Regions from separate parts of the Homo sapiens genome. Here all the other regions are linked to region 1. The links are chromatin loops, found by intact Hi-C in ENCODE. Cell type or tissue: ascending aorta. All regions are shown on one strand.

Evidence for each region. A loop is a pair of places that touch in the nucleus more often than their neighbours do. Peaks named below come from ENCODE experiments on the same cell type or tissue, not always from the same donor. Only the 100,000 strongest peaks of a DNase experiment are listed, where the experiment ranks them.
Region 2: it touches region 1 in a loop (4-fold over the local background); 8 of 110 quality-filtered maps call a loop at or near these places.
Region 3: a loop joins it to region 1, with 2.5 times the contacts of the local background. A loop is called at or near these places in 2 of 110 quality-filtered maps.

The regions. Positions count from the first base shown.
Region 1 is chr6:132,009,721-132,013,720 of GRCh38, reverse strand. All of the region lies in intron 2 of CCN2-AS1 (CCN2 antisense RNA 1), which reads right to left. Among named protein-coding and RNA genes, the nearest start is that of CCN2, 60 kb to the right of the region's middle. In ascending aorta, no CTCF peak of the experiment used is centred here; DNase peaks (open chromatin) are centred at 1,930 and 3,657; H3K4me3 peaks cover 666 bases; H3K27ac peaks cover 2,944 bases.
Region 2 is chr6:132,129,553-132,133,552 of GRCh38, reverse strand. LINC01013 (long intergenic non-protein coding RNA 1013) reads right to left here and starts at 981. Exons shown (of 6, transcript NR_187602.1): 1 at 842-981. RefSeq lists enhancers at 147-648, 417-1,616. In ascending aorta, no CTCF peak of the experiment used is centred here; DNase peaks (open chromatin) are centred at 972, 1,592, 2,352 and 2,812; H3K4me3 peaks cover 1,778 bases; H3K27ac peaks cover 4,000 bases.
Region 3 is chr6:132,083,818-132,087,817 of GRCh38, reverse strand. All of the region lies in intron 2 of CCN2-AS1 (CCN2 antisense RNA 1), which reads right to left. Among named protein-coding and RNA genes, the nearest start is that of MIR548AJ1, 29 kb to the left of the region's middle. RefSeq lists an enhancer at 2,316-2,495. In ascending aorta, no CTCF peak of the experiment used is centred here; DNase peaks (open chromatin) are centred at 2,383 and 3,366; H3K4me3 peaks cover 1,561 bases; H3K27ac peaks cover 3,983 bases.

The DNA.
Region 1 (4,000 bases):
AACCCAAAGGAGGCCCCCAGAGTGATGGATATGATATGTACTCTGCCTTGATCTGAGTGTTGGTTACACAACTGGTTTCACTTTGTTGAGCCAGTACCTATAATGTGCATGTACTTTTTCTATATGTCTGTGATGCTTCTATTGAAAAGTTTAATTTAAATGGTGTTGGAAAACAAATATTCTTTACTCCTTGATGATGGGAGTATAACTTGAGAGGACCTCTTTGGAGGGCAATTTGATATTTAACAACCCAGTAATTTCATTTCTAGAAGTTTGTCATATGGACATATTCACTAGCAACAAAGAAAATAAAGAGAATAATACATTTATAACATTTTGAAGCACTTGTTGTCATATATTTTTTCAGAATTTTACATGTACTAGTGTATTTTTTAATTCCAATAAACCTATGAGACAGGTGATGATGTGTACAGAAATGTAAATAGCAGTATTACTTCCAATAATAAAAACTGGAAATCTTAATAATCCCCAATAATGAAATAAATTAATTATTATCTCATTCATACAGTAAAATGAATAAACTACACATATATTAAAATAGGTTGATAATTTATTAATAAAATTTAAAACACAGGGCTAAAATGATCATTTTAGAGCTCATTTTGTTTTAAAAACTAAAGATGAATATACACACAGAAATAAACCTGCAAAGCTACAAGCTAAACTCTAAGTCTGGTTATCCCTGGGAGGTGGGATTGTGAGGAGGACGTATTCTTTGTAGTTCATGCATTTCTCTATTGATGGAATGTTTTACGTAAGCAATGCATTATATTCATAATTAGGAATAAAATGTAAAGCTATTTCCCATTTTTTTAAAAAAGTAATGATAATAATGATGCACTTAATTTGTCCATTCTTCAGCTAAAACACCAAACAATATGGAATAAATTCAAGAAACTAGCTTATTTTAAAATATATCCAGAAACATATTTTATATATTAAAACGAGATTAAATGGAATATACCTCAAAATGCCTGCATCTAAATCCCTTTGCATTTTTTTTTTTTTGGCCAACTCTCGAGTGATCTTTAAATCCATTTTATCTTAACACCAGCCAACATCAAAAAAAGGTATGGTAATGAGTATCTTTATATTCTCTTTATGAGAAAACTATGTCTATATTTCCTGCCTCTTTGTTTTGGTGATACTGAATGGAAACTTTAATTCACAAGATTTGAAAGTAAACTTTGTAAAATGACACAAGTGTAAAAACCATTAGTGGCAACAACATTTGCTAAATACTGACATCTGACTGTGTGATAGATCAAGTTTAGCTGCTTGGGCTATCTAATTAGAAAAATGAAGGTATATGGAAGAAAAATAAGAAGTCCTTGGCACCCAGGTCAATAGAATAACTTGTAATAGAACTGTTTTTCAGCGTTACCTAACTAAAAAAGAATGTTTTCAAGAGTTGGAGTTTAAAATATGCTGGCCAAATTGCAAGGCATAAACAGTGTATTTATATGCACACAAACAACTTAGGAAAATTCATAGCCAGGAGAAGTGCATTTTAAACCAAAGTGTTTAAAATCTCTTTTTCTCTTTCTCTTTCATTATGGACTTCTGATTAAACAACTCTTCAAGAAGATAAATTGCAAGCCTTCTAGTATTCATGCCTAAAAGTTGAGAAGACACTGGCAAGAAGGAGGAAAAAAAAAAAAAAAAAGAAAGAAACAAAAATAAACAAGCGACCTGAAGGAACTGTGAGCGTTCAAAGCTTGGCATTAGATTTGGCAACAGGTGAATTTTCTTTGGAGGGTATTAATTTTGTAAGTCAAAGCTATTAAAATCCAACTTCCCTTTCAGGTCTGGAAGGCATAATGCACAGATCTCTTGCTCCAGCTCTCCCTAGGGACTGCATTTTATCCAATTAGTCCCAACCCCTTCACTGGCTCATATTTTAAGTACAAAGTCTGCTGGCCAAGACCATTCATTTAGTCTTGCCACATACTGTGAGGAAGTCTATGTCAATGTTAATCTGGCCTTCCCGGATAAGGATACATGCCCTTACCAAATGTACAAACCTACAGTTTCCAAAAATGTCTCATGATACTTTTAAATCTCGGGAAAAAGTAAAACCTTTAAAAAGGGTTTAATACCCTTTTTCTTCACAACTCTGTTGGAAACAGATTGTTATTCATTTATAAATTATTCACTATCCTTTATTTTCAGCTTACTCTTTCAAGATGTATGACACCAAGAATTCTTTGACCACGCTGGATTCAATCCATCACACTTCCTTCATATATAGATTCTCCTATTTTTTCTCCTAAAGGATTGTTCCATACATTCTCCATTTTTCCTCTTGAACTTCTATTCATCCTATAATCTCTGCTGTCAGTCCCATTGAAATGGGTGACTCTATGAGCCTGTCTGATGTTAGCTCTTTTACTTTTGCCCCAGCTTCCATCCTCTCTTGCTCAAGTCTGTCCTCTCTCTTCTATATTGTTCATTTTTTCCCATTCTACCTGCTATTATTTAAAAGCAAACATCCCATTCCCTCCATCTCACTTCAAAGAGACTTCACCTCACCCCTTCACAGAAGCTGCCTTGGTAAAGAGCCCTAAGAACCTCCACATTGCCAAATCCAATGGTCATTCCTTAATCCTCATTTAGTTGGTCAGTTGTCAATGTTTGACACAGTCCCTGCTTCCTCCTGGAAATATTTTTTCTCACTTTCAGTAGCCATAAGACAGAGCTACTTTTCTGATTTTCCTCCTACCTGATTTTCCACTTCTCAGTGTCCTTTTCAGGTTCTATAACCTCTCCTAACTAGTAGTTCCCCACAACACAGTCCTTGGTCTTCCTCTCTGAGTTTACTCACTCTCTGGTTAATCTCACCCAGACTCATGGCTTTAAATATCATCTATTTGCTGAGCTCTCCCAGATTTATATTTTCAACCTGACCTCTTCTTTGATCTCTGGACTTAAATATCCAGCCATGCATTCAACACCTCCAGTGGGATATCTAATAGGCATTACAAATTTAACTGGTATAAACTAAGCTTCTCCCCACCTTGCCAAGAACTGCTCTTCCCGTCGTCTTTTTCACTACAATACATGACAACTCCATCTGTCCACTGGCTCAGGCCAATAAATCCTAGAGTCTCCCTTTGCTCCTCCTTCTATCACCTTCTCTCCACCCTATTTTGAATTCATCAGAAAGCCTTACTGACTGTAGTTTCAAAATATATGCAGAATCTGACCAGTGTTTACCACCTCCACTGCTACTACCCTGGTCCACACCACTATCACTTTCATTTGGATTGCAACAAACACTTAACTGGTCTTCCTATTTCCACTATTGTTTCTTCACTCATTTTACTCTCAACACAGCTGACAGACTGATTCTTTTAAAACATACCATGTCATGTCAACTCCTCTGCTCAAATTGGCTACTTTTGTCACTCAAAATGAATGACAAAGTCCTTATAGTGATCAGAAGAGCTTATTTGTCCTGTCCCTTTCAACATCCAAGTTTTCTCTCTTACCTCCTCTTCTACTATTTCACCCTTCCCTGACTCTGCTCCAGCCACATTGGGCTACTTGCTGTTTCTGGAATAAGCCAGGCTTATTCCCACTTCAGGCTATTACCTCTGCCAGGAGTACTGTTTATCTAAGATAGAAACATTGCTCATGGCCAGGCGCAGTGGCTCATGTCTGTAATCCCAGCACTTTGTGAGGCCGAGGCAGGCAGATTGCCTGAGGTCAGGAGTTTGAGACCAGGACGGCTAACATGGTGAAACCCCGTCTCTACTAAAAATACAAAACTTACCCAGGCATGGTGGCACACACGTGTAGTCCCAGCTACTCAGGAGGCTGAGGCAGGAGACTCGCTTGAACCTGGGAGATGGAGGTTGCAGTGAGTCAAGATTGCACCCCTGCACTCCAGCCTGGGCAACAGAACAAGACTCTGTCTCCACAGACACACACACACACAAATCAAATCTTCACTCAGTGAGACCACTCGTTACTGAGG
Region 2 (4,000 bases), 120 kb before region 1:
AAATGTTTTGGTGAGTAGAAATGAGCTCATATAAATAACATTTCCTCTTTTGTGCTTTGCCTAAACTATTCTTGTAAATTGTGATCTTTAGCCACACCAATCCCCAGAGTTCCTCAGATTTCTGCTTCAGTGCTGCTCATGTCATAAACAGAATTCTTATAAAAGCATTTTTAGAATGTAAAATCTGCAGTGGTCCAGAGATGAAGCTATGTTTTAAATAGACCTATATTATTAGTGAAAATATGGTGTAGTACAGCACACAGCACAGAGAGCCTGAGGGGTCCTGGTCCTAGGCCCAGCTCTTCTGCTGGCCATGTGGCAATGAATGCTTTGTGTCTCCGATTTTTCACTGGTGAAAGAAGAGGGATGAAATGAATGGCTCCTCAGTTATCTTCCAACACTGAGAATCTGCCTTTGTTATGTAAGAGTAGCCGGGCTTTCACTCAGGCCTGATCATGAATAACAATCTTAATAGTGGTGAGTAATGCACAGAGTCACTTTTCCACAACTAGGAGAATCTTGGGTCTTGAAGAAAACCTAGGAAATCATATCACCTTGTCCTCCATTGCCAGTGAGGGCTGCATCTTCATCCTTCAAATACGCTCTTTCAGGCTAATCTAAACAACTCTTCCCAAGGGGCAAACTTCACAACTTCTATGTCCTTAATGGCAGAAGTTCTTCCTTATGTTTGGTCTGAATCTCCCTGCTGAATTTGCAATTTATTTTCATTTGTCCTATCCTTAGCAGAGAGGGAGCACAACTGGGGCACACATTCAAGTGCTATCTATTATTAATCTGAGCCATAGTAAATTTGTTTGTACTAGAGTTTCTGGGGTCTTACATTGCATTCCAGTGAGATGATAGAACCTGATCCCTTGATGGAATGTTCTTTTTGAGGTCTAAAATGACTGAACGATAAAGGCTAACAGGCTGGCAGGAATCCTGAGCAGTTCTTGATAGTGGTCACAGGAAAGGGCATTGTTTCTTTGGCTGTCCAGTCTCCTAGCAACCTAGTGTACAGCGGCTCTTGACATAGGGCTCTCTGAAACCCCACATTTAGAACTATTAAACTATTTCTTCTAAAATTAAATATGTGCTCAGGCAACTGTATTTTAAAAATCTGATAAAAAGGTAATTTTTCCAATAGCACCTGGTGCTTAGTAGAGATAGGGAAAACTGATGAAAGGGAACATAATTATACCATCTAGCCCTACCCACTGCTTTCTGAAAGGTGAGCTCTTATTATGCCCATTTTACAGACAAGGCAGATGGACACACACTGAGAAACGAACAATGCTAACAATATCAACAGTTTAAGAGGGAAACGTTTAGGATTTGGAAAAGCAAATGAAAGCAGGTTTACCTTGCTGACACTCAAAAAGTAATAAGAGCTCCCTATTCACTTTCTGCCTCCTCCTAGTCATGTGGGTGTCCTGTGAGAGGCACAGAAGAGGAAAAAAGTGGTATTCCCTGGGGATGGACTTTCCCAGCCTCCTCCAGAGCAGTCCAGGTTTGTGAATCAATGCAGGAGGTGGGGGTGGGAGTGGGAGGGGTTGGCCAGGCAAGGCTTTCCCTTTACCCACACAGGCTGTGATTAAGAAGGCATCCATCTGTCAACAGAGGCTCTCAGCTGTATTTCCAGCCCAGCTTCCTCCCAACTGACTCATTCAGTGATGCCACAATCTAATGTTTATGACCTAACAGATGATCACCATGGAAGTAGCACAAACCTTGGACTGTTGAGGAGCAAAACCAGCGTAGAGGAGCTGGACCGTTTAGGAAAAGAAAAAATGAAGACCCTTATTCATAGAGACCACATGTTAAGACTGAACATCCCACTCCTCATGTGGGCATTTCCACCCATTACTAAAATTGATATTTGGATGCCTTCGTGCCTGTTGGAGAACCCAAATAAGGATTTCAGGTGACTGAGTACAAACAGATAGCATGGCATTTAGAAACAGACAGCAAGAAGTAGAAGGGAAAATGTGTGTGCAGCAATTTAACGAGGTTTGGATTACAAATTCAGTTTCCTTATCTTTTTGCCAGCATGTGGCAACAGTTCTAAAGGAGACAGAAAATGCATTGAATGCCAGGAGAAAGATGAAGATCCCCCCAAACTCAACTTTATAAACAGTCCTGGTGGAATATTCACAATGTGGAAGTCAGGATAAACTGGCTATTCCACCCGCCACTGCCCCCCAGGAAAAGAAAAGCCTAAATGAATAAGAAAGCCAACGGAAATAAGTGCTTTTTAGTAAAGATCATCGCATTTGGTGCTGTGAGTGGCAGGAAGCGTTGGCACAGACTTGGGAGCTACATGAGGACTCCGGTGGCGTGGTCAGGGTGAAGTGAGCCTGACTTCCTGGCCTGGCCTCCCCAGACTAATAATCAAAAAGAGCTGCCCTTCCCCAGCCCTAAACAGCCCTGTGTGAACACAGTGTCTCCTAGTAGTGCCTGTGGCTTACAAGTAATGTGAGAGTCTTTTTATAACTGTTGAGGTTTAACGTAAAAGGAAGCTCAGAATCAGCGGTAAAGGGAGGGGAATGTTGTGAACTACAGACCATCTGAAATGGGGAAAATCATAAATACCAGAGTGTCTGATTATTTGAATGTCTCTTGAAGTCAAATAATGAACCTTCTTCATGTTCTGCTTTTCTGGACTTGGCTCCCTCTGACAAATTTGCAGGCATCAGGGTCTGTCTGGAATTCCTTCCAAGTTGGAGGGATATTTTTTCCCTTGACATTTTGCAGCTGAGACAGCCGGAGCAGGAAGCTGAGGAGCGTAACATTACCAAATATGTCCTTTCTCCTGCCCGTAAGTTCTATTTCCACAGGAAAAGAAGGCAGATGCTGGCCAATGAGAACTGGCCAGTAGAAATGCAGCCACAGCAGGCGGCCTCTACTGGAAGTGAGGAAATTGATCAGATGCCATTTTTCACAAAAATGGAAACTGTTCTAGGTACCACCAATTAAAATTTGTGCTACGCTGGAGGAAGAAGTTTGACAGGTTCCTACAAGTTGCCCAGCTATTTCAGGGGAATTCTTTATCACTCTATTGGTCTCATTTTCTCAACACCCCTGGAGTGGGAATTAGAGAGTTGGCCTTGGCTGCTGACACACTGTGCTTTTGACCAGATCATTTCTCCTAGGATGTGGGGGAAGCTTCAGATGCTTTATTGCTAAAATGAAGGTTTGGATGTGATGAGCTCCCAGATCCCCTCTGGGTTACCAAGACTGTGGTCTCCAAGCTTCTTCAATCGTGTGTTTCAACCACTAAAATAAATCCAAATATTTGTCCAGATGCTTTTCTTTATGGGTCTAAGACACTAATCTCAAACTATCGTATCTACATGGTCTAGGAAAGAACATAAGTGAGCAAAATAGCTGCAGATTGCATACTCTTTGCTTGCATATTAAATACAGTCAGTTCTCCATATCCGCAGTTCCACACTAGCAGATTCAATTAACCTTGCATTGAAAATATTTTTGAAAACAATAATACAACAATAAAAAATAATACAATTAAAAAAATAAGATAGCCATTTACATGCCATTTACATTGTATTAGGTATTATAAGTAATCTAGAGGCGATTTAAAATATAGGGAGGATGCGTGTACCTTACATGCAAATACTACATTTATACAAGGAACTTGAACAATCTGTGTCTTAGAACCAATCCCTTCCTCAAACCTCACCCTTATCCCCACCCTGCTGATACCAAGGGCCTGCTGAATGTAAGAAAATTCTTTTTTTTTTTTTGAAACATAGTCTCACTCTGTCACCCAGGCTGGAGTGCAGTGGTGTGATCTCAGCTCACTGCAACCTCTGCCTCCTGGGTTCAAGAAATTCTCTGCCTCAGCCTCCTGAGTATCTGGGATTACAGGTGTCCACCACTACGCCCGGTTAATTTTTGTCTTTTTAGTAGAGACGGGGTTTCACCATCTTGGCCAGGCTGGTCTCGAACTCCTGACCTCGTGATCCACCCGCCTTGGCTT
Region 3 (4,000 bases), 74 kb before region 1:
TTCCCTGTGATTTGAATTACATGCGCCTTTTACATAGACAATGCCTGATCTTCAATTGAAGGGCTCTATAAGAGAACCATAGAATTTCAGAGCTAGAAAGGATGTGTAGGCTATGTATTCCAGTAATATTGCTTACATAAATTTCACAGCCAGGAAATGGCAGATTCCTGGCTCCCGGTCCTTAGCCTAGCACTCCTTCTTTCACCAAAGATAATAGTCTTTCACATGAATCACTGGTGTTTGCCAGTTAATGACAGCCTATTTTGTTCTGAGCTCCCTTCATAAAGAACATAGCATAGTTTGTCTTCCAAGATTTGTCATTAAAATGAAAGAAAGCCTAACCAAACAAAACTTGATATGCTTAGCATATGATCAGCAGAATGATAAAGTTATATACGAAGTGTTTTTACAGTACAATGAAATATATCACTTCTATTTCATGTATTAGAGCCTAGTGGTCAGAAGCATATATTCTGGAGTTATAAATGTCTGTGGCTCTGCCACTTATTAGTTGTATGATCTTTTTGAGCCTTAACTTTCACATTTAAAGTGGAAATAATAATAATAATAGTACTCCCCTTACAAGGTTAATAAGATCAAGTGAGATAATCAGTATGCATACTGAGGTCAGTGCCTGGCTACTAGTGCAACACATGTGCCATTAGTATACTTTCTTTCTTTTTTTTCTTTTTTTAAGAAATGGGGCCTCACTCTGTCACTAAGGCTGATGTGCCTTAGACTCACTGCAGCCTTGAACACGTAGTCTCAAGGTATCCTCCTGCCTCAGCCTCTCAAGCACCTGGAACTACAGGCATACACCATCATGTCTGGCTAGGTTTTTAAATTTTTGTCAGAGATGAAGTCTCACTATGCTGCCCAGGCTGGTCTCGAACTCCTGGGTTCAAGTGATTCTTCCACCTCTGCCTCCCGAAGCACTGGGATTACAGGCATGAGCCATCATGCCTGGGCTTATTATTTTCTGATACGTATATATCTCTTTATATATTTTAACACTGTCAATTAAAACAAACTTCCTCGAGTTAATGTTTAAAGTCACTATAGGATCTTAAATTGTTGCAGCATTTTAAAGTTTACCAAAGCAAATTTACATGTATTATTTCATTTGATCCACTCAAAAATCTGCTAAGATAAAACCCAGGATAACCAAAGGGTTGATCTAGCTTTTCCTTTCTCCTTCATTCTGAACATGTTTGCTGTATCAAGTTACCAAAAAGGAGAGTTTAGGAAAACAGACTGAAGACCCAAATTCATAACACAGACTGATATAGATTTAATAATTATTTTCTAATGTAGGTCTGATGGCTTAGCAGTGTGAATTAGAAGAAAAGTTTCTTTCTGTCATGCCCAGGCATGAAGAAGAGATGCAAGCACTAGAAAGCACCATCCTCCATACTGAAGTTCTGGGACACTGAGGGCCACGTGGACATGACTTTGTTTCTACAGGAAAGCCAGAATATCAACTTAAATAAATACTTTTATAGAAAAAAGTGTATTTCTCATATACAATTTCAGCTAGAAAGGCATATTCCAGAGTTTAAAAAATTTGCTATTAAACAGCCAATTCTCATAGTATTAAAAGCCAGTGTAATTGAAAGAGGACATCTCAATGCTAGACAAATAAATAATACAAGGGAAAGACTGTCACCTCCCATCAATCATCTTTTTTTACTACCTAAACTTGTATCTTTGTCTATTTTACACGGCACCAGCACCACCCTCTCTTTAATTTGAATGGCTATTTTTATCCCTAAAAATGCCCGGTTACTTTATTCTTCCTGGGGCTGTCCCAAGCCTGGGTACTTGCACCACCAAGACACCGTGGCTTATCTGTGGCTGCTGCATAGCTACAGGGGCTGCAGAATTGGGAGGTCTAGGGACTGCCAAAGGATTGGACACATTGCAGCACCACCACGTGACATGCTTTCCATTTGTAATTCTGTTACTGATTTGCGTTTCCCAATGAAAGGCATCCTTGCACTCAGAGACAGGAAGCTATAAGAAGTGATTTCAATTCTGTTATAATTGGCCAGGTTATGGGGCAAGGTATTTTAGTTTCTGTCTTGTTCTCTTCCTTTGCTAAAGAGGAGCTTGGACTGAGGATTTTTTAGTTTCCTACCCTGGTCATGCATTCTATGATTTTGTGTAGTTTATCGTTAGTTATCCAGTAACTTACAATGTTGTCTTGTGTTTGGAGTTTCATGGTTGTCTTGTTGGTTTCTTTTTGTTTGGTTTTGGTACTTCTGTCCTCACAATCCTAAGGAACACAGTATTAGGCAGAAGCTTCCCTCATGTCTTTAAACAAGCAGGCCAGTCTGGGTGCGCTTACAAAAGGCACAGACCCTATTGCACAGCAATCATGTTTTCTAAGGTCAGAGTGAAAGCTAGAAGACAATTGGCTGGGAGATGTTGCCTGGGAAAATTCGCAGAGTCCTCTCACATACTTTTACATTATCCTCCAAAGTGCCTCAAGTTCTATTTATTCTTACAGCACTGAAATAACCCCAGCATACCTCTGAAACAGTGCAAGAAAGAGTCTCTTTTTGACTTCGCCATGTATGGTTTCAATCTGACAGTTTCCATTTTCATATCACATGCTGTTCCTGCATTGGGTTCTCACAGGCCTGACATATAGCCATGTCTCCCCCAAAAGGGTAAGGGATGCTTGCTGGGAAGAGGCACATAGAAATTCCATCCAATTACTTGAGGGTTTTATTCTTAACATAGCACTGAATAGTTTAATATCTCTTCTTTCCTGTTATAAATAGGTTCTGATGCCTATCACTGTAGCTCACTGAGAAAGAATGCAAACAGTCCCAGGAATGAAATACTCAGGAAGGCTGTTCTGCTTGGTAGGAGGTATTTTATTTTAAATGACAACATTTTCCTCTCAGACACAGAGAAAGCCTTACATTTTTGACCTGTGAGTTTCTCCTCTTTAGGAATGACATGATGTTTCATATGAGAAAAAGGCAAAAGAAACAAAGAAGGAGGAAGTGACATCAGTAATAATAACGTGCTAAAATAATATCTTTCTTTCCTCAGCTTTTTTTTTTTTCAAGTTGGAGTCTTGCTCTGTCACCCAGGCTAGAGTCCAGTGGCACGATCTCGGCTCACTGCAACCTCTGCCTCCCGGGTTCAAGCGATTCTCCTGCCTCAGCCTCCTGAGTAGCTGGTATTACAGGTTCCTGCCACCACACCCAGCTAATTTTTGTATTTTTAGTAGAGACAGGGTTTCACTATGTTGGCCAGGCTGGTCTCGAACTCCTGACCTCGTGATTTGCCCTTCTCAGCCACCCAAAGTGTTGGGATTATAGGCGTGAGCCACCGCACCCGGCCTCCTCAGCTGGTCTTCAAAGGAGCATTCGTTACTGTGACCAAATCTGTGTGTTCATGCTGCATTCTCCCGGAGCAAATATCATCCATGTGAAGGTCTGTTCAGAAGGACACCTAGAAAGGGCCAACAACATGAAGCAAGTGGAAGCACATTATAAAAGGCATGAATTTGAATCCATAGCATTGATAAAAAATCTCAGGAAGAGGGTTGCGCCGAGAGGCTCATGCCTGTAATCCTGAAACTTTGGGAGGCCAAGGTGGGTGGATCACCTGAGGTCAGGAGTTCAAGACCAGCCTAGCCAACATGGTGAAACCCTGTCTCTACTAAAAATACAAAAATTAGCCGGGCGTGCTGGCTCATGCCTGTAGTCTCAGCTACTCGGGTGTCTGAGGCAGGAGAATCGCTTGAACCTGGGAGGCAGAGGTTGCAGTGAGCTGAGATTGTGCCACTGCACTCCAGCCTAGGCAACAGAGTGAGAATCGGTCTCAAAAAAAAATCATCACAGGAACATAGTTTCAGAAGATAGACTTGTTCTTTTTCTCCTATACAAGGAAATGTAGATGTGAGAAATGATCTGTATGTATTATTACCTAAACAGATTTTTTTGTTGAATGGATACCAACCAATGCAGCATGTAAGAAACAA